2 separate regions of the Homo sapiens genome follow, and region 1 is linked to region 2. Evidence: read pairs that join two places in POLR2A ChIA-PET (ENCODE). Cell type or tissue: CD4-positive, alpha-beta T cell. All regions are shown on one strand. Links, peaks and the distances in the headings refer to the core of each region. The heading gives the core; the rest is flanking DNA. Region 1 overlaps JAML (junction adhesion molecule like). Region 2 overlaps SMIM35 (small integral membrane protein 35).

Region 1 (10,242 bases), core at 2,829-5,328, 150 kb after region 2:
CCGCCTTCTTGAACACCTGGCTCTCCCCTTTGAGGCGGATTTCACAGATATAGGTTCCCTGGTCAGCCTCTTGCACATCTTGGAGCAGGAGAGAGCCATCATTGCATAAGATGTCCCCCATCAAGTGTACGCGGTTCTGGAAGCGCCCAATAGGCACACTGAGATTGGAGTAATAGTATAGCACATATTCGTCCTGAAGGGCAAAACAGTGTTGGAGACAATCAAAAGAGGTGCCAGACCGAGGAGCCTGGATCCCAAAGACTCTGTTATGTGGGGGCAGCAGAGCTATCATCATGATCATGATCCAAAAGCATTTGGTACCCAGTTAATAAAAATAATGTGCCAGGCAACAGTCTAACTTGCACAAGCTCTGCAACTCCCTTTCTACAAAGACAAATGGAGAAATGCAGTCCACATTTTATTTCTTACAGTTTAAGGTAAAATATAGCACCCACTCTGAAGATCACTCTACGGTTTTTAACTTACAACTTTTGAAAACCATCTCTCATTTTCACCCTATTTTCTGCCACAGCCCCGGATTAGATGGCATTCAAATGCATGATCTATTTTCACTAGTGCTGTGGGTGGTGTTGGCGTAAGAATTCCAGGCATGGCCGGCTGGCTGCCACTTTTCTCATTTCTACCCTCCTCCCGGCAGCAGTATCGTAACACAAAAGGAGTCATCCACAGGGAATGGTTCCAGGCTGGGCCCTGGGGAATTCTTTTGTTTTTGGTTTTGGTTTTGTATTGTTTTCTTCTGTCACCCGGGCTGGAGTGCAGTGGCACAATCACAGCTCACTGCAGCCTTAACCTCCTAGGCTCAGGTGATCCTCCCACCTCAGTCTCCCAAGTAGCTGGGACTACAGGTACATGCCACTGCAGCCAGCTAATTTTTGTGTTTGTTTTTTTATAGAGATGGGGTTTTGCCATGTTGCCCATGCTGGTCTCAAACTCTTGAGCTCAAGTGATCACCCCGCCTCAGCCTCCCAAAGTGCTGGGATTACAGGCATGAGTTACCACACCCAGCAGAAATTCTTATTTCTACTTACACTATGGGTTTATCCCTCGTATAAAAATAAAGGCCAATAAAAATTTGAATGAGAGTAGCATTATAGGGACAACAGGGAATGTGCTCTGAGCTACAAAAACAATATTTTGTTTGCAAACATTAGGACTTTATTGTTAGTAACAAACTACTTGGGATGTTTTTCACAAATGATCCTGATATACGAGTATCTATACAGACTGTCTGATGAGGCTTAATACACTGTTCCTCACTCCAAAGAGCTCCATGAAAGAACCTCGCCCACCATGCTGCATCTGCTAATCCCAACACTTTAAGCAGCCACAAAGGAGAAAATGATGATTCCCCAGCACATACATGGAGCAGTGAAACACTGAAAGAATCTGTCCTCCTCCCCACCCCAAAAAAGATCATTGTGGTATAGTTCTTATGCCTAGGTCAGAGCTCTCCTTTCTAGAACCTCGGAATTTACCCCTCTCACCTGCTTCTGCTACTTAACAAAGGGTAGAGATAAAGGAAGGAAACTCAAAGAATTTCATGTGCAAGAACAAGGAACCTCTCATTTCAAGTTTGTGTCTCCCATCAGCCCCTTAACTACTTGAAAGGTAAGCATTACCATTATTGTAATTGCCTTCCTCTTCACAGCTCAGGAAGCTAAGATCAGCAAGGTTGAGTAACTTACTTACCCAGCTGATAACATAACCAAATTCCTGAGCTAGGACGAGGCCCAGTTCTGATAATCTCCAAAGCCCCGGCTCTTGCAACACCTCCTGGTGGCACCTGATGCCTGACTCTTACACCACTCTGTCCTGACACCAGCAGTCAGGGGCTTCTATTACATAGTGATGTTTCCCCCGCGTTACCTTGGCGTGCTCTCCTGGTGACAGAGTCCAGTCTATCTTGAATATACATTTGTCTTCTGTGCTCTGGAAAACACATCCCATCAGAGCTGAATCACCCACATGGACTGTTAGCTCAGGCGGGGAAACATTCAAGTCATTCAGGCCCAAGGAATAATCTATAGAAGTCAAAGGCAAGAGGACACATCATTTAGACAAATACTCTCAACAACAAAAATCAATTCCAATCATGGAGTACTAAACACCCCTCTCCCTGGATGATCCAACATAGACAAAGTCCTCGGAGGCATGTTCAAAGGCAGCATGGCATCCCTGTCCTCTAGTTACCTATATGGCTCATCAGAAGGATTCTGCAATCTTCATACTACAATAAATGCTATCTGGCTCCCTCCTCCTATCCAGCCCCTTACACTTTTCTGGAATTCTTCCTCCCAACCTTTCTAAAGAAATAAGGGAAACCCCAGAAGTCTCTCCTTTCTGATCATCAATTTAGAAACTCACCTCCACTTACCATAACGACGAAATGGGTTGTTCCTTGCTCTTAAATCTCCCACTGGTTCCCTCTCTGAAAAGGGACCTTTTGTTTACTTCCTCTTTTCCCTTTCTTTTAGTTCCTTTACAAAAGCATTTGCTGGCTGATTCTGGCTGTAGGGCAGGTCCTTGTAATTAGGCCACCACAGAGCACAGCTTTCCTCCTGCATTTCCACTGTGTTTATCCTCTCCCTGCCTCACCCCTCCAGCTTTGCCATCAGCTTTCCAGCCTCTAGGTGCTTCACACAGGGACCCCTGCCCATTATCTCTATGTTGCTCAAGCAATTTCGAGCGGTCACTACAAGAAAAAACCATTACATGGATATTTCTGTTTTCACAAGATATGCTCTATGCAAAGAGACAACAAAATCAAGAAAGATACATTTAGATGCTGCCCAGTTCATATCAGAGAAGAGCCAAGTGATGGGAATGAACAGAAAATGTGCCAGTCTTTTCATCCAAGCTGTTTCCCTGAGAGAAGACAGTTAACTTCCTGCCCCAACAGTAGGCTCACACAGCAGGGAGGACACAAAAGAAAACATCGACTCTAAACCCTTCAGAGGGAATTATTTTGAAAGAAATCAAAATTAGCTCCAACAAATATTTGGAATTTTCCTGTAAGGAAGAATTGAGCAGCTCCATGTGTGATTGAAAGTGTAATAAGCGAATTTAATATTAAGAACACTGTGTGTAGAATTAAATGAAGGACTGCTAGGAAGCAACAACAGCAACCAAAGCAAAGAGAAACTGATGTTTGAAGGGCAATCTTGGTAGAGAAACAGCTGAAGAAGATGAGATTTTCTGCAAGAAAGGAAAACCTCTCCACAAAAAACTACAAAACCCCCAGTGCCACCAAGTCACCACATACAGGGGTTGGACTGGTAGCTCTCTGGATCGGAGGGCAAAAACCTGCAGGCTGCTCCACAGACCTCTAGGAAAATGTCTAAATACCTTCTGAGATCATTATAACCCTGCTTCTTTGAGAAAAATTATCTAATGAACACCATTTTGGTGTGCGTGCCTGTGTGCATGTTTGTACACACTCTGGATTGCCTGGAATAGGAGCAAAGGCAATCCTGTTGTATACTTTGCTGAGTCAGGGTTTAAATTACTGTCCAAAGTTCAAAAAATAATAATAAAGAGAAAAAGAAAAGGCTATGAGAGCAAAGCACCTGATTAATTTCTTCTCCTTCCAGAACTACATCCATGGGATAAAGAAAAAGGCATGGGGGAAAAGGATGAAAACCTAGAAACCAGTGGAGATGAGCAACGAGAAGCTCAGCACTTAGGTGGAGGCATAAACAGGAGACCAATCTGGTCTGAGGAGATGGCCAGGTCAGGCTCCTCAGAAGGAAGTGGAGCATAAGGGGAAACCTGAAGGGTAAGGAAGCATCGGGCGGGCTTGCTAGGTTGAAGTGCTGGGAGGAAGGTTCCAGGCAAAGGAAACCACCATAAATTGGGAAAGAGCTCAGTCCATTTGAGGAACCACAAGAAGGCTGACATGGCCACAGTATGAAAAACAGCTCTGGGTCTCTCTTTGGTAATTTCAGTTCCTGATTCAAGGCGAACTGTGGTTTTAAAGATAACAATTTAAAGTGCAGGAATGCCACAGAGAAACTTTCCCTTTGTCACGTAAGAGGGTCCCAGAACACCCTTTAGGACCCAAATGCATTCTGTTTCTAATGGAAACAGGAAGCTTCAGCTTCCCAAGAAACCATAAGCTAGTTGGCTTCAACAACAGCTGCTTCAACAAAACTGTGAAGTTCCACATTAGGGTTTCCATCTTCAACAAACCCAAGGGAATCGAAAATATGTAAAATTGGCTTTTAATAATGCACAGAACTCAGGAGAAATCAAATACCCCACGGAGTCCCTTAGCTTCTACTTACCCAGTAACACTGGCAGCAGGATGAGTTTCAGTGGGCAAAACATGCTGCTCTCAACTTTCAAATCTTAAGATAAAAGAACAAAAATCACAAAATCATGTCAAGAGAAGCTCATTAATTTAAAAAACCAATAGTGAAGGACTATACGGAGCAGCCTCTGTTTGAGACACTGGTATGCAGCATTGAACAAGAAAAACAGACGAGGTCCCAGCTCATTTGCAGTTTGTATGCAGCGGGAGGTGGAGAAAAAAGAAGCAAATAAATGAATGAATGAATAAGAAAATACCAGATGTCAATAAGTGCTATGATGAAACAAAACAGAGTAGTGTTTGAAGAGTCACTTGGGGGCTGCTTTAGATTGGCCATAAGGGAAGATTAGATGAAAGTTGCTTTTCAAGAGAAAAAAAGCAAATGATTGCAGGATGCCCTTGAGATGACAACCCTAGATTTTCCACTACCTGTATGTTTCACACAAACAAAAAATTATAGGATATCCAGCCTGAAATTTTTCCCCATCTCTCCACCTAAATTAGAATTACTACTTTTTTGGGAGGAAGAGGTTGGGGGAGGGAACAGATTCTCACTCTGTTGCCCAGGCTGGGGTGCAGTGACGTGATCTCCAGGGCTCAAGCAACCTTCCTGTCTCAGCCTCCTGAGTAGCCGAGACTACAGGCATGCTACACCACACTTGCTATTTTTTTTTTTTAAGTAGTAGAGAGGTCTCACTGTGTTGCCCAAGCTGGTCTCAAACTCCTGGGCTCCAGTGATCCTCCACCTCAGCCTCTCAAAGTGTTGGGATTACAGGCGTGGGCCACTGCACCTGGCCCATGGTGCACTTTTTATCTTATTTTTCTTTTTAACTTTTTAAAGGCAGGGCAGTGTGGCTAGAATGAGAGTTGGGCTGTGCATTGGACAAAAGTATGTGTTTGATATGCATGTTATCTCTGTAGTATTCATTTCATTGCATTTACCAGCCCCTGGAAAAGGATTCACTGTTCTACCAAACACCCCCAAATTTTCTTAGCTAAACAGAAGAACCCTGACTCTCAGGAGTTACAGTGCAACCAGTCTTGAGTTCCCACCTGCTACTGCTCCTGGCCTCAGCCGTGGTCTTTACCCCTGGCCACCCTGCCGCTGGGGAGATTCCACCTCAGAATCTGCTAAGAGGAAAGATATGTTTTTTGCATTAACAGCAAGGTACCCCACCCAGCTCTGCTAGGACATCTGGCACATACGGTAGCCATTTTAATTAATAAACATTGATTACTTGGCCGGGCCTGGTGGCTCACACCTGTAATCCCAGCACTTTGGGAGACCAAGGCGGGCGGATAACGAGGTCAGGAGATCGAGACCATCCTGGCTAACACGGTGAAACCCCATCTCTACTAAAAATACAAAAAATTAGCCGGGCATGGTGGCGGCCGCCTGTAATCCCAGCTACGGGAGGCTGAGACAGGAGAATGGCGTGAACCTGGTAGGCGGAGCTTGCAGTGAGCCGAGATCACGCCACTGCACTCCAGCCTGGGCGACAGAGCGAGACTCTGTCTCAAAAAAAAAAAAAAAAATTGATTACTTAAGACATTCCTTAATCGTATTCTCCAATCAACAAAATCCTCTACCTGGAAAATCAGAGTCAAGCTATTCAAGGAGGTTCCTACCTCAGGTCCCACTTACACAGAGAAGTCAGCTGATCTTGCTGAACCTGTTTCCTTGCCTTTAAAAGGGATTGATAATGAAAGGATCTAATAGTATAACGTAGATAACAGTGCTTTGAAAATAGGAAGCATTACCATGGAAGATTCTTTATATAGATAAGAGTCAGAAACAGAGTTTGTAGCTTTAGGGGAGATTTCAGGTTCTGAGCTTCTACCTTTCTAAGAATGGCAAATGATGAATCAGAATGAACAGGAAACTTAAGTTTCCATTTTTGAACCTTGTTGTAACAATGGGGATAATAATTACACTGAGCCAGATATATCAGGAGTCACATAGATTCCCCTAAACAAAAGAACCTCTAGTGAAAACACAGACCTCTCTCAACATAAGCAAAACCCCATTCCTGCTCCGTGCCACCCACCTTGCCCCATACATACATGGATGAAGGTCATAAGGGGCTTCCTTTATGGTGTGTCCTAACATAAGTTCATCACATCTGGGACATCTGTTGCCTTCCCCAGGGAGTTGGTTGTGCTCCCTCCTCTGCCCAGAAAACAGCACTTAGCAGTGGGACATTCCCCCTGCAGCTCACCAACCGCATGGAGGAGTAATGACTAATTTATATGTCTGCCACCAACTCAAGTCTGCAGACTCTAAAAGGCAGCACCATACGTGCCTTATTTAGATGTGTGTCCTGTTACCGTGGGGCAGCACCGGCAAAATGCCTGGCATATACTGGATAAATGCTCATAGCTGACAATGTGACCATTAAGTTGAAATCAACTTAAAGGCATCTTGCAGCAGTCCCCGCTCCACTCTATTCTAAGAGGAAGCCAGCGACTCTAAAAAGATTCTGAATCTTGGCACTAAAGCCGAGTAACTCAGAGCCACATCCAAACCATCTTCAAACAAATGCTAAGAAACATGAGTATCATGAATGGAAAACGCTCATTGTCAGTCCTACATACTCGGATGCACCTCTAGAACTCCGTGAAGACAGAAGCAATGATTTTAGCGGAAAAATTACTAAAAGTTTTTTTTAAATGCTCTTCTGGGCTCAGATCTTCCTTTAACCAACTCTTTGATCTTTGGGAAAATCACCGGGCCTTGTTTTCAATATTAAAAGATCAGACCTTTTTCTTAATATAGCAGCACACTAGAAATCAGTAGTTGATGTGTAATAAAGCAGAGAAGGTTAATGCCAGGCCCTGGGTGCTTTACACAGTAACTCATTTAATCCTCACAACAACCCCATGAGGTTTTACAGATGAGGAAATGAGGCAGAGAATGACAATGTGACTTGCCTAAGAACACAGAGCAAGTGGCAGAGCGAGGATTCAAACCCAGCCATCCTGGATCCGAGCCTGTGTCTTTGCCACACTATGCTCTTCCTCCACATTTGAGAAAGTAATCAATATTTTAGAGCAAAGCTTTTCTGAAGTTTATTTGTCTAAACAAGATTAATCTGTTCCTCCTGACTGAATGGTCTACCAATCCACCTTGCTCAGGCCTTCACCCAGTTAACACCTGCTCCTCGCTCACATCTCAAGTTAAATATCATTTCCTCGGGAAACCTCTCTTCAACCACTCATCCCAGGACAGGTCCCCAAGCCACATGTCTTTTTTTTTATTTTGAGATGGAGTTTCAGTCTTGTTGCCCAGGCTGGAGTGCAATGGCACGATCTCAGCTCACCGCAACCTCCGCCTCTCGGGTTCAAGTGATTCTCCTGCCTCGGCCTCCTGAGTAGCTGGGATTACAGGCATGAGCCACCATGCCTGGCTAATTTTGTACTTTTAGTAGAGACAGGGTTTCACCATGTTGGCCAGGCTGGTCTCAAACTCCCCACCTCAGGTGATCCACCCACTTCAGCCTACCAAAGGGCTGGGACTACAGGCGTGAGCTGCTATGCCCGGCAGCCACATGTCTTAATAGTACCTCTACCTTTCCTTTAGGGCATGGGCCACTATGTCTAATTATCTATTTATTTGTGTGCTCATTTAATTAAGACCCTGCTCTCTACCTCCACCCCCAAGACTATAAGCTCCATGAAGCCAAGAGCCATGCCCATGAGCCACCACACTTCCAGTGCCAGCATGGTGTGAGGTACGGGGACATCCTCAGTAACTACTTGTCAAATGAGTTCATAACACCTTGGACATTTACCAAGAACACTATTCAAGTTTGAATTTCCTAGTGAGTTGACAGATATTTGCAAATTCCTATCTATATATTCACCAACACCCACAAATTCTGAATTTTATATATACATATTTAGCTGAATAACAAAATTCTGGTTGCATATGTAGATGAATAAAATGAATTTCAGTTTTAAAAAAAATCCAGCAAAAGCATTCAGAAGCACCTTAAGCACCTTGATAATAGACACCATTGACATTCACAACTTCTACACTGCTTCCTTCTCTTTCCAGATACTGATTTATCTCCTCAGCAGATGTTTGGAGATAATTCTCCATAGTAAGTTATCTCATCTGTTGGCCAAATATTTTGACCTGAGCTCATGGTTCTTTCACAGTATAAATTCTGGCAAATACCTTCTGTCCTTCTAGGGGGTTATAACTATCAGGATCTTCTTTTCTATTACTAATAGTGTATGGGGGGTTAAAAATGGGCAAATGGTCTGAACAGACATTTCTCAAGAGAAGACATACAAATGGCCAACACATATATGGAAAAAAATGTTCAATATCAGTAATCATGGAAATGCAAATCAAACCCACAATGAGTTATCATCTCATACCAGTTAGGGTGGTTATTATCAAAAAGACAAAAAAACAACAAATGCTGGTGAGGATGCAGAGAAAAGGGGACTCTTATACATTATTGGTAGGAATGCAAACTAGTACAGCCACTATGGAGAACAGTATGTGTGTAGTCCTGTTAAGTAAGCAACAATGAGGAGGGGTCCCAGCTGGGGAGGACCCAGGTGAGGAAGAACAATGAACAACTGTTCTGAGACATAGCTAATCAAACAACCTGAGGGCACAATGACTTCTATGGGCACAATGACTTCTTTCACAGGTAGCCCCCTCCAGCACCACCCTATAAAACTTCCCTTCAGCCCCTGCCTCTTTGCAGACAGTGCCTTCTCTGCTGTGCTGCCCATTACAACCTTGCAACATGTTTTCATACCTTCTCTAATAAATCTGCCTTTCTTTCCTATGACTGTCTTGGTAAATACATTTGCTGCCGGTGACATCGGCCCTAGCTAGTCACTACCCGCAACATTTTGGTGATCCAAAAGGGGATTGCTTGGGGACCTCTCCCCTACTCTGTCCCTTGCCTCTCCAACTCCACTATCTCAGTGAACAGCATCCAAGTTTGGAGACAGCTGAAGGTCCTGGCCAGGGCTGCTCCCTGTGGACCAGAAGGTCCTGGTGAGAAGTCACCACCCAATCAGAGTTTGCTTTCCTTTTCAGTTTTCAACTGAAACAAACTCTAGTATCCCTCTGGTGACTTATGACAACTGACCAGGGCCACTTCCTGGTGTGGCCTGAAGGCCAGGGGCTGAAGAGTTTTGTCTGCCTTGCCCGGGAGAGAGGAAAACCCTCTCCTACCTTTTCTGGTCAAAAGTCCCTCTATGTGTCACAATTGGCACACATGGTTTGGGGAACTCAGACCCACCTCTTTCTCACTCTAAATTCTCCCCATGAAGACAGGCAAACCTCCTGCTCTGGATGTTCCCAAACTAGGTGAGCTCAAGCAACCTCAGAGCAGTGAGTCTCCCCATTCACCTCCCCTCTCCTCATACCTGAACCGATTATCCGGTGCAAGGCCCCAGTGCAGAGAAGTCTTTCTGATAGCTGGGATGCCCTTTAGAAAGTGCACCCAAGTCCATCAGTGGATGAGAGTGGAACGCTTTTCCTCAGCGAGAAGCCTCAAGAGAAAGCAGTTTGTGTCCCCAGCGGACATTAGCCCCCAGAGGTTGGCTCATCATTTTCCAGTCCCACCATGGGACAAATCCCATCTGTTCCTTCAGACTCACCTCTGCATTGCATCCTAAAACATTGAGACAAATTTAACCCTCAGACTCTCAAAAAGAAACATCTACTTTTCTTGTGTAATACAGCGTGGTCCCTATGCAAAGAATCCTCAACTTGGCCTCCTCGATCTTTTATAACCAAGAGCAGAATAAGGAGGCCAGGGCTAAGGAGAAAGAAAAATGCAGGGAAGAAAGGCAGGCTCAATTGTTGGCTGATTTAGAAGCCCTCAGCTCCCTCCAGGTTGCCCTAAGGACACTCCTCCAGGTAAGTGCCCTCAGTGCAG
Region 2 (10,242 bases), core at 5,202-7,701:
CTTCTACAGAGTCCAGGGTGTCCCTCTGGCTGTTCCCCTCGCCACCCCTTCCTCTAATTCCCTGCCAGCTCCAGGTTCCCTGGAATGCTGGTTCTAATCTGGCTTCCAAGTCTCTCTTACCAGCCAGACATGGGTACTCCCATCATCCCTCCCACATGGCTGCCCTCATCCTTTGGATCCCCAGGCAGACACCCACCCTGGCCCCCTTTTAATTTTCCTTTTTTGATCTATAAGTAAGAGAGGGACAGAGAAAGCACTTCCAGGCTGCCCCTCTCCAGCCCTGTGACCTCACATCACAGTGTCCTGGTTGCAGGTTGAGGAACTCCAGTGGGAGGCGTCCAGGCCAGCAGAGGCTCCCAGAGGCACCGCTTCTGCTGAGTCACCCATTCTAGCATATGGTCGTGGCCCTGCTTGTTCCAAAACGGGACACCTTGCACTGCCACTCGTGACAGACACATGACACCCACAGTGGGAGTGATTGAGAGGCTATAGACAGGCCAAGGCGCAAGCCCAGCATCATTTTCAACCCCGCCTCTTCCAAGAAGGGAGGTGATTAAGACTCCAAGCTTCAGCTGCAGAGAGACCCAGCTTCAAACCCCAGTTCTGAGAGTGTTTCCCTGTAGGTGAAATGGAGAAAATAATGCCCACCTCACAAGATTGAAAAGATTGGATGATCGATTCACAGAAGGCATTTAGCAAGTTCTCCCTCAATAAGTGGCATTTCTAGCTACTTTTATGCCAATGTATTACATTTTTTAAGTAGTAAATTATTTCAGGGACTAGAGTGGCAGGTCCCCAGCTGGAGCTACCTTCTTCTTGGCATTAGTGCTCCAGGGAAGCAGAATCAGTAACTAAGTTACCAGACGAACACCGTCGGATCAAAGGAAGTGGGAGGGGTGGGGGATACTTCACCTGAGCCCTGGGAAAACCTCACAGATCCTGCTGGCCTCCACAGAGGCAACCTCTGTTAAGCAGAACCTGCTTATGTTCCCCACAGCCCTTCCTGCGACCTGGGCTGCTGGACACCGATTAGCTTGGATCTACGGGGCCCATTTCCTCTGCACCCAGGACCGCTCTTTGGTGACTCTTTCACTAGATATGATGCTAGACAGAGCCAGCATCAAGCCTCTGTCCCCATTATGAGTTGACTTCACAAAACCAACCCTCCCTGCTCAAGGGATTCCCACTTTTGCAGCCCACAGCAAAAGCATTGGCGTGTAAGTAACAATGCCACCTACCACATGGGGCAGAACCCCACCAACTGCCTCGGTCCAAGTTCATTACAACTCAGTCTCCCCTTGGAATTGGAAGGTCCTTGACCTCCCACCAACTAAGCTTCCAATTTTGTTTCATCAAAAATGAAAGTGGGGCCAGGTGCAGTGGCTCATCCTTGTAATCCCATCCCTTTAGGAGGCCAAGGCAGGTGGATCACCTGAGGTCAGGAGTTCAAGACCAGCTTGGCCAACATGGCGAAATCCCATCTCTACCAAAAATACAAAAATTAGCTGGGCGTGGTGGTGAGTGCCTGTAATCCCAGCTACTTGGGAGGCCGAGGCAGGAGAATCACTTGAACCCTGGTGGTGGAGGTTGCAGTGAGCCAAGACTGTGCCATTGCACCCCAGCCTGGGCAACAGAGCGAGACTCCATCTCAAAAACAAACAAACAAAAGTGGGTCAAGAGAGGCACCCCTGAGCTAATACATCAAGTCAGGCTTCCCTTCAGTTCACAGGGGCCAAGACCACAGGCCAGCCCAGCTCCTCTCCAGGCCCTGCTGGAAGGCTCCTTCCCGGCCAAAGCAAAGGTGACAACTGCCTCTGATGCTTCTCAAAGACCAGCTGGGAGTCAACAATGGAGACAGGTGGTTCACTTGGGCTCTGGCTTCTTCCATTTGCAACGGAGAACAGGGCATGTGGATGGGGAAAGAAGGAACCCAGGACAAGGGCTTCATCCCTCCCAACCCTCTCCTGGCCCTCCCTCCACACCCCTGCACCCTTGCCTTCTTTGTGTCTCTGAGTTTCTGCCTCTTCGTTGACTTCCATCTGTTTTTCTGTTGCCTCTTTTATTTTCTCTCTCTCTTAATTCTGTCAGAGGCATGTGAATCACAGCAATTCCAGCTTGAATAGGAGCTGGGTAAAATAAGGCTGAAACCTACTGGGCTGCATTCCCAGACAGTTAAGGTATTCTAAGTCACAGGAAGAGATAGGAGGTCAACACATGATACAGGTCATAAAGACCTTGCTGATAAAACAGGTTGCAGTAAAGGAGCTGGCCAAAACCCACCAAGACCAAGATGGCGACAAGAGTGACCTCTGGTCGTCCTCACTGCTGCACTCCCACCAGCGCCAAGACGGTTTACAAATGCCATGGCAAAGTCAGGAAGGTATCCTATTTGGTCTAAAAAGAAGAGGCATGAATAATCCACCCCTTGTTTAGCATATCATCAAGAAATAACCATAAAAATAGGCAACCAGCAGCCCTCGGGGCTGCTCTGTCTATGGAGTAGCCATTCTTTTATTCCTTTAGTTTCTTAATAAACTTGCTTTCCCTTTGCACCGCAGACTTGCCCTGAATTCTTTCTTGGGTGAGATCCAAGAACCCCCTCTTGGGGTCTGGATGGGGACCCCTTTCCTATAACACTTCTACTCTTCTTTCTGTTTCTTTCAGTTGATGATTTTCTGCTTACCTTTCTACTCTTTCTGTTTACTGTCTCTCTCGTCTGCATTTTTCTGTCTTTATTTCTAAATCTTCTTTACCCTCTTCATGTTGAATCTTTTTGCCTATTGTGGTAAATATATTTGGTCCTCAGCCCCATTTCCTGGCATACAACTCCTAAAGTCCTTAGAAACTCCAAAGGTTGTCTTTTTGTGTGCTAATGAGCTGACTGAGGCCTGGAAGGGCCTAGGTGGCTTCAGGTAGATCAGGGGCTGATCACCAGAAAGCCCAAGGCAGGATTAGAAGGTTGGGTTTTAAGCCCCACCCCTAAACTTAGGGGAGGGGAGAGGGGCTGGAGGGTAAGTTGATCACCAATGGCCCGTGGCTTAATTAATCATGCTTATGTAACGAAGTCTCCATAAAAGCCTAAAAAAGGACAGGTAGCTGAACAGGTGGAGGTTTCCAGAAGGGGACCCGACTCGGGAGGGCATGAAAGCCCCGTGTCCCTTACCCCATATCTCACCCTACGTATCTCTTCTTCTGTATCATTCGTAATATCCTTTATAGTAAACCTGTAAAGGTAAGTGTTCTCCTAAGTTCTCTGAGTCACTCCAGCAAATGAGGGAGTTGTGGGAACCCCAAATGAAGAACAATTGGCTAGAAGGTCCAGAGGCCTAGATTTGTAACTGGTGGGAAGGGAGTTGCGGTCTTGTGGCACTGAGCCCTCATCAACCATAGGATCTGTTGCTATCTGGTAGATAGTGTGGGAATTGAGTTGACTCGAAGTGTCAGCCAGTGTCTGCTGCAGAAATGATTGCTTACTGGTGTGTGGGGAGAACCCCCAGGCATTTGGTCACAGAAGTCTATTGCGTTGATGATTGTGGCGTGAGAACCAAGGGGAAAATTGAGTTTGAGTTTTTTCCTAACACACCAATCTATATCACTCTTCTTTTCTCTTGCAAAGAAAAAATTTTAAATGGGAGATCAGATAGGCACCAATCTGCCATTGATTTCATACACTGTGTTCCCCATCCACATGGACCCCAAGGTCCCACCGGAGGTTCAGGTTGGCGGTTCTGGGTGTCATCCTCAGAGTCATCACTAATACTAAAGGGTTTTGTTTGTTTTCTTTTTAAGAGAAGAAATCTCCCTATGTTGCCCAGGCTGGCTTCAAATTCCTGGGCTCAGGATATCCTCTTCCCTCAGCCTCCTGAGTAGCTGGGACTACAGGCATGTGCCATCGTGCCTGGCTTTTGTTATTGTTATTTGTCTGTTTTTTCAGGGGTGGAGATTTTTTGTTGTTTTTTTCATCACTATTATTATTATTATTGAGACAGGTTCTCGCTTTGTTGCCTAGGCTGGAGTGCAGTGGCAAGATCTTGGCTCACTGCAACCTCTACTTCCCGGGTCCGAGCCATCCTCCTACCTCAGCCTCCCAAGTAGCTGGGACTACAGGCATGTGCCACCACGCCTGGCTACTTTTTGTAATTTTTAGTAGAGATAGGGTTTCGCTATATCACCCAAGCTGGTCTCATATTTCTAGACTCAAGCGATATACCCGCCTGGCGGAATTGTGCTGGGATTACAGGCGTGAGCCACCATGCCCAGCCTTCATCACTAATATTAAACGCTAGCCTTCTCTGGGTCAAGCCCCGAGTGGGCTCTGAGTCAAGCACACCCTGCCCTGGAGTGATCCAGATATCCCAACTCAGAAATGACCAGATAAGGCCAGAATGCATATTCCTGTCCTAAAGCGTGGCCCTGTAGAGCCCTTCTGCGTGGTCAAACACCCGTCCCTCCCCAGCCTAGGCAGCTGCACAGCGCCCAAACCTGCCCTGCCCCACCTGCTTCTCCACTGCATTTCACTTTGCTTATCTCAGCATCCGATTACAGCAAGGACACTCCCAGCCTAATCTGGCTTTCCCAAAGCTTTGGCCTAGAGCACCGTGAAGAGGTAGCCTTGTCACGTCCATGATGGCTCACAGGAGGAGGAAGACAGGGTACCTGCATTTTGAGTGGTTTTGCAAAAGTGAAATATAGAGAGTGATCATGAGGCAGGAGAATAGGGCCTGGAGGCAGGGAACCTAAGGCCAATTCATACTGACTTCCTAGAACTAAATCAAAAGGAAAACCCCAACTTTCACACCTTCCGTCGCTGGCCAACTTTTCTTTTGCATAGGAGTATAACTTTGTAACTTCACTTTAGCCTCTGGTCACTTTCCACAGGCGAATCAGACATTTGCATAGGGTGTAACTTTGTAACTTCACTTCAATCTCTGGTTGGTCTCTCTCCACAACCAATCAGACTGATTGTGGTCCTCTACTTCATTTACATAGGGTGTACACTAAGTAATCAATGGGAAACCTCTAGAGGGTATTTAAGCCCCAGAAAATTCTGTACCCAGTCCCTTGAGCTTCTTGTTCAGCCCACTCCCACCCTGTGGAGTGTGCTTTTGTTTTCATTAAATCTCTGCTTTTGTTGCTTCATTATTTTCTTGCTTTGTGCGTTTTGTCCAATTCTTTGTTCGAAGCACAAAGAATCAGGACACCCTCCACTGGTAACAATCAGGGTCTGATACCTGGGATGCAGCACCCAGTGACCAGGCTAGAATCAGGAGGTCTGGACAGAGGACACCATTACTGCCTGATTTACTCATCATGACCATGACCCAGCCCGCTCGCTCACCTGGGCCCTGCTGGGGAAGAGGGGGCTGCAGCCCCAAACCAGCCACAGGACCCCCCGGACGTACGACCTCCACCCAGGGCTCTCCCTGGCACCTCTGACTCAAACTGTTCAGTCCCAGACTCTTCACCTTTCTCCCCAAACCCACCTCTGTTTGCCACCTTGGTAGGTGGTACTATTATTTGCCTAATCCCCCAGACACCTGGAAATACCCCGGGATTGGATCTCTTCGCCCTTGTTTTCCAAATCTAGTCAGTCACCAAGTCCAACGTGCATGTGAAATTGCTCTGCCCTCCTGGCTGCCCTACCCTGGGTTTGGGATCTCATCTCTCACCTGGACCGCTGCATGAGTTCCCTACTATTCTCTCTACCCCAGGCTCTCCATCCACACAGCTACCAGAATGATCTTTCAAAATAAAACAAAAACAAACAAGTCATCCTCCTGCTTAAACTCCTACTGGCTCCTTATTACCTAGAGCTGTGGTCTCCAAAGTTCTTTGATCTCTGTCAGTAACAAAAGAATTTTAGCACACATCTCTAATATATGTATTTATGTATAAATTATATTTACATACATTACCATCACTAGCCAATATCTGAAGGCATAATACACCCTGAAAGACAGAGTAGTACTAACATCAGGAGACTTGAGACTATACTTCAAATTATCTTAGCCGGGCATGGTGGCATGCCTGAGTCCCAGCTACTCAGGAGGCAAAAGGATCACTTGAACTGAGGAGATCAAGACTGCAGTGAGTCGTGATCCTGCCACTGCACTCCAGCCTGGGTGACAGAGTGAGACCTTGACTTAAAAAAAAAAAAATCAAAACATTATCTTGATAATTCTGGATTTTTTTTTTTGCCAGTTTCTATCAAGTAAAATGAGATTGTTACAATTTTACACTCAAGATAGAAAGATAATGGGAGCCCCTTCCGAATAGGGGAGCAAGAGCCTGGCCATTTGCTTGTGCTTGCCTGCATCCTTCTCTTAATCCCTGATATCTTTTCAGGAAATTTCCTAAATACCTTGTCCATTGTGTGAGGATTAATTTAGTTAAAACCAGATGAGATCACCGAGAAATCCACTTCACAGACCATGTGTAAACATGTCACAATATGCTAACCCCCTCAGACCCTCGCAGATGCGCACAACATGTGGGCCATTGACACAGGGTCCAAGTGCAGACACGAGGCCAACCTGTACATTAAATATTACAAATGCACCAGGTGCGGTGGCACGTGCCTGTAGTCACAGCTACTCGGGAGGCTGAGGCAGGAAGATCATTTGAGTCCTCACTTGAGTTCTGGGCCTCGGTTTGCTATGCTCATCAGGTGTCCACACTAAGTTCAGCATCAATATGGTGACCTCTTAGGAGCAGGGGGCCACCTGGTTGCCTAAGGTAGGGTGAACTGGCCCAGGTGGGAAATGGAGCACCTCAAAACTCCCGTGCTGATCAGTAGTAGGATCATGCCTGTGAATAGCCACTGCACTCCAGCCTGGGCAGCATAGCGATACCCTGTCTCTTAAAAAAAAATTGGCTGGGTGCAGTGACTCATGCCTGTAATCCCAGCACTTTGGGAGACCAAGGCAGGCGGATCACCTGAGGTCAGGAGTTCAAGACCAGCCTGGCCAAGATGGTGAAACCCCGTCTCTACTAAAAATACAAAAAATTAGCCAGGTGTGGTGGTGCGCCTATAGTTCAACTTCTCGGGAGGCTGAGGTGGGAGAATCGCTTGAACCCGGGAGATGGAGGTTGCAGTGAGCCGAGATCACGCCATTGCACTCCAGCTTGGGCAACAGGAGTGAAACTCCATCTCAAAAAACAACCACAAAACAACAACAAACATATATATATATATATATATATATATATATATATATATATATATATGAAAAGTTTAGTTGTTTTCTTTGTTTTTAGTTAAGAAATACACAGAAATAGAAGTTTCTCTATTTTTTCGCTATCCCAATGGTTTGTCTTGCATAATTTCTGGGTACAAGAACTCTAGTTTAGGGGCTTCCAGTACATAAGGTCTGTGTCCAAATTCCTTACCTGTGTACAGATCCTTCAAAAGAAAATGTCTATTGCAAGAGTTTCTCATAACTGGAGCCATGTATGATTCATCTCCCCGGTCCCAGCACCAAGCTGCCACAGAAAGGATGCTCAGTATCTGTGGGTCAGTCACCATTTCCCCAGCGCACACAGCCTCCTCTCTGGACTGGATGCTCTTCCTCCCATTGCACCCCTGGTTTTCCACCTGACAAAGTCCTGCTCCTCCCCGTAAGCTCAATCCAAATGCTCCCTCCTCGGGGAGGGAGCCCTCCGGCTCTGTGTGCTCTTTCCTCTTAGAGTTTGCCAACAGGATGACAGCACGATCTCTGTGTCGAGTCTCCCTCCCGGCCTGTGAAAGAGCTGCGGACAGCGCCTTATTCATCTTTGTGTCCTCAGTGTCCAGCACACTAGAGGCGCTCGTAAACGTTGGATGAAGGAGAGGCTTTTACAGAGACGGGGGTGAGGCCAAGAGACAGTCTGGGCCCAAAGATTTCAGTTTCAAGAACTTTCATTCTCAGCCTGAACCCACCCCTCTGCAGGCAGCCTGGGGAATGAGCTGGGGCAAGGATGAAGGAGGGAGGCTGAGGGAGGGTGAGCCAGGATGGTACCTGCATGTGGAACCTCACAGCGCTGTTTCCTGCTGGCCTTTCAGGCTGCAGATGAAATCTACTGGGAAAAGCGAGAAACCCGGGGTAGCGGAGTGACCTTCCACCACCTGGCGGCACTGTGTCTGCATTCTCGGCCACCCCACAGAGGCCCAGCGGCATCCAGGAGCCGTGGTCTCTCCCCACGCATCACTCCGTGGCCAGAAGCACTCAGTCAAGCCAGAGCCACCAGCATTATCAATACATTATCATCCGTGGGATTTGGCAAGGCCTAACCACGACGATCTAAAAGCATTCTCTCTTCCAACAGGTTCAACCCAAAGAACTCATTTGTTAACGGACCACCATTGACTCATCACCCTAATGGAAAACTGAATCATCCCCAGGTCTTCCCCCCGTCAGTCCTCTCTATTCTGCATCAGCAGCATCTGTGAATGCCAGCACCCCAGCATCCCACACTGCACCTGTGCTCTGGGTCTGCCTGCCAAGTACAGGCTGTGAGGTATCGGGCCACCCCCTCAGTTCCCTCATCTGTAAGATGGGAACATCAACACTTTGTTTGCAAGGTTATTAGATATCTTATATATGCACAACACAGAGTAGAATGTCAGTAAATAATATTCGTCTTCCTTTTCTTCGTCTTCATGCCGGTAGACCAGGCCTTAATTAAGATCTTCTCCATCTCTTGCCTGAACTATTGGCACTGTCTCTAACCCCCTCTCCCTGCCTCGCCCCCACACTACTGCCAGAATTATCTTCCTCTGTGGCAGGAGTTATGTTTTAAACCAAAGTCACTCTACCAACATTTACACACCTTTCGTTTGCCAGTCACTGTGCTGGTGCCACAGATATAAATAAAGGAGAGATCTCCCAGGGAGCTCAGTACAGGGGCTTCATATATGCTTTAGAGACTGTTTTAGTTAGAATACTGCCATGGCTTCAGCGTGTGTCCCCAAAAGCATGTGTCGGAAACTTAATCTCCAATGAATAGTGTTGGGAGGTAGGGCCTAAGGAGAGGGTATTAGGCCACGAGGGCACAGTGAATGTATTATTCTGTTATCTTGGGAGCTGGTTCCCTATAAAAGGATAGAAAGAAGTTCATACAAGGCCAGGCGCGGTGGCTCGTGCCTGTAATCCCAACACTTTGGAAAGCCGAGGCGGGTGGATCACCTGAGGTCAGGAGTTCGAGACTAGCCTGGTCAACATGGCAAAACCCCGTCTCTGCTAAAAATACAAAATTAGCCAGGGGTGGTGGCAGGCACCTGTAATCCCAGCCACTCGGGAGGTTGAGGCAGGAGAATCACACAAACCAGGAAGGCGGAGGTTGCAGTGAGTCGAGATCATGCCATTCACCAAGGCAATACAGCTGGGAGGCAACAGAGCTAAGATTTAAAGCTATGCACGGAGGTCATTCCAAGTATATGTTGTTCATTATCCGGATACTGAGAAAAACAAATGGGATAAAGTAAATCTATACCATTTACTTTCTAGCCAGATTCTTTTTTTTCCTTTTCTTTTTTTTGAGGTGGAGTTTCACTCATTGCCCAGGCTGGAGTGCAATGGTGCGACCTCGGCTCACTGCAGCCTCCGCCTCCCGGGTTCAAGTGATTCTCCTGCCTCGGGCTCCCCAGTAACTGGGATTACAGGCACCTACCACCACGCCCAGCTAATTTTTGTATTTTTAGTAGAGACGGGGTTTCACCCTGTTGGCCAGGCTGGTCTCGAACTCCTGACCTCAGGTGATCCATCTGCCTCGGCCTCCCAAAGTGCCCGGATTACAGCCGTGAGCCACCGTGCCCAGCCTCTAGACAGATTCTTATTAAAAACACTGTCAAACACTGTATGTTCATGGTCTGGAGTTTATAGTGCATGTAGGATGGAAAGCAGTATGTCCCAGCTCCACTGTCCTTCCTGTGTCTTCTAACCCTTGGGCTGCCCCAGGGTGAAATTAAGAGTATCCTGGAGAGACAGATGAAAAGAAACGGGATGGACTCACAAATAATCTGAAATTAGTTCATTGCCTAATTAAAGGGGAGAGGACTGAGTGAACAGGATGTTCACTGAGACTGCCGGCAAATTACACGGACAATATGGAAACCGGAACCGAGGCAAACCCAGGCAGGACTCTGGTGCTACAGGAACCTGAGTCCTTCCCAGAGGTCCCCAGTGGGCTGCAGAAGCCAGTGTAGGCCCCCTCCAGGATCTACGCAGGGCCCACCATGCATGGTCTAGGGCAAAAGGCCTAGGC

What was found. ChIA-PET counts read pairs that join two places held together with the same protein. Peaks named below come from ENCODE experiments on the same cell type or tissue, not always from the same donor. Only the 100,000 strongest peaks of a DNase experiment are listed, where the experiment ranks them.
Region 1: POLR2A ChIA-PET joins it to region 2 with 8 read pairs; 2 of 35 experiments call an interaction of 5 or more read pairs at or near these places.

What each region holds. Positions count from the first base shown.
Region 1 is chr11:118,210,520-118,220,761 of GRCh38, forward strand. It overlaps JAML (junction adhesion molecule like), which reads right to left. Exons shown (of 10, transcript NM_001098526.2): 2 at 4,305-4,367; 3 at 1,888-2,042; 4 at 1-193. The coding sequence starts at 4,347. Among named protein-coding and RNA genes, the nearest start is that of JAML, 9.4 kb to the right of the region's middle. RefSeq lists a silencer at 1,755-2,049. In CD4-positive, alpha-beta T cell, for the core only: no CTCF peak of the experiment used is centred there; DNase peaks (open chromatin) are centred at 3,862 and 4,942; H3K27ac peaks cover 780 bases.
Region 2 is chr11:118,060,680-118,070,921 of GRCh38, forward strand. All of the region lies in intron 1 of SMIM35 (small integral membrane protein 35), which reads right to left. It also overlaps the pseudogene RN7SL828P. Among named protein-coding and RNA genes, the nearest start is that of TMPRSS4, 11 kb to the right of the region's middle. RefSeq lists an enhancer at 3,913-4,414. In CD4-positive, alpha-beta T cell, for the core only: no CTCF peak of the experiment used is centred there; no DNase peak of the experiment used is centred there.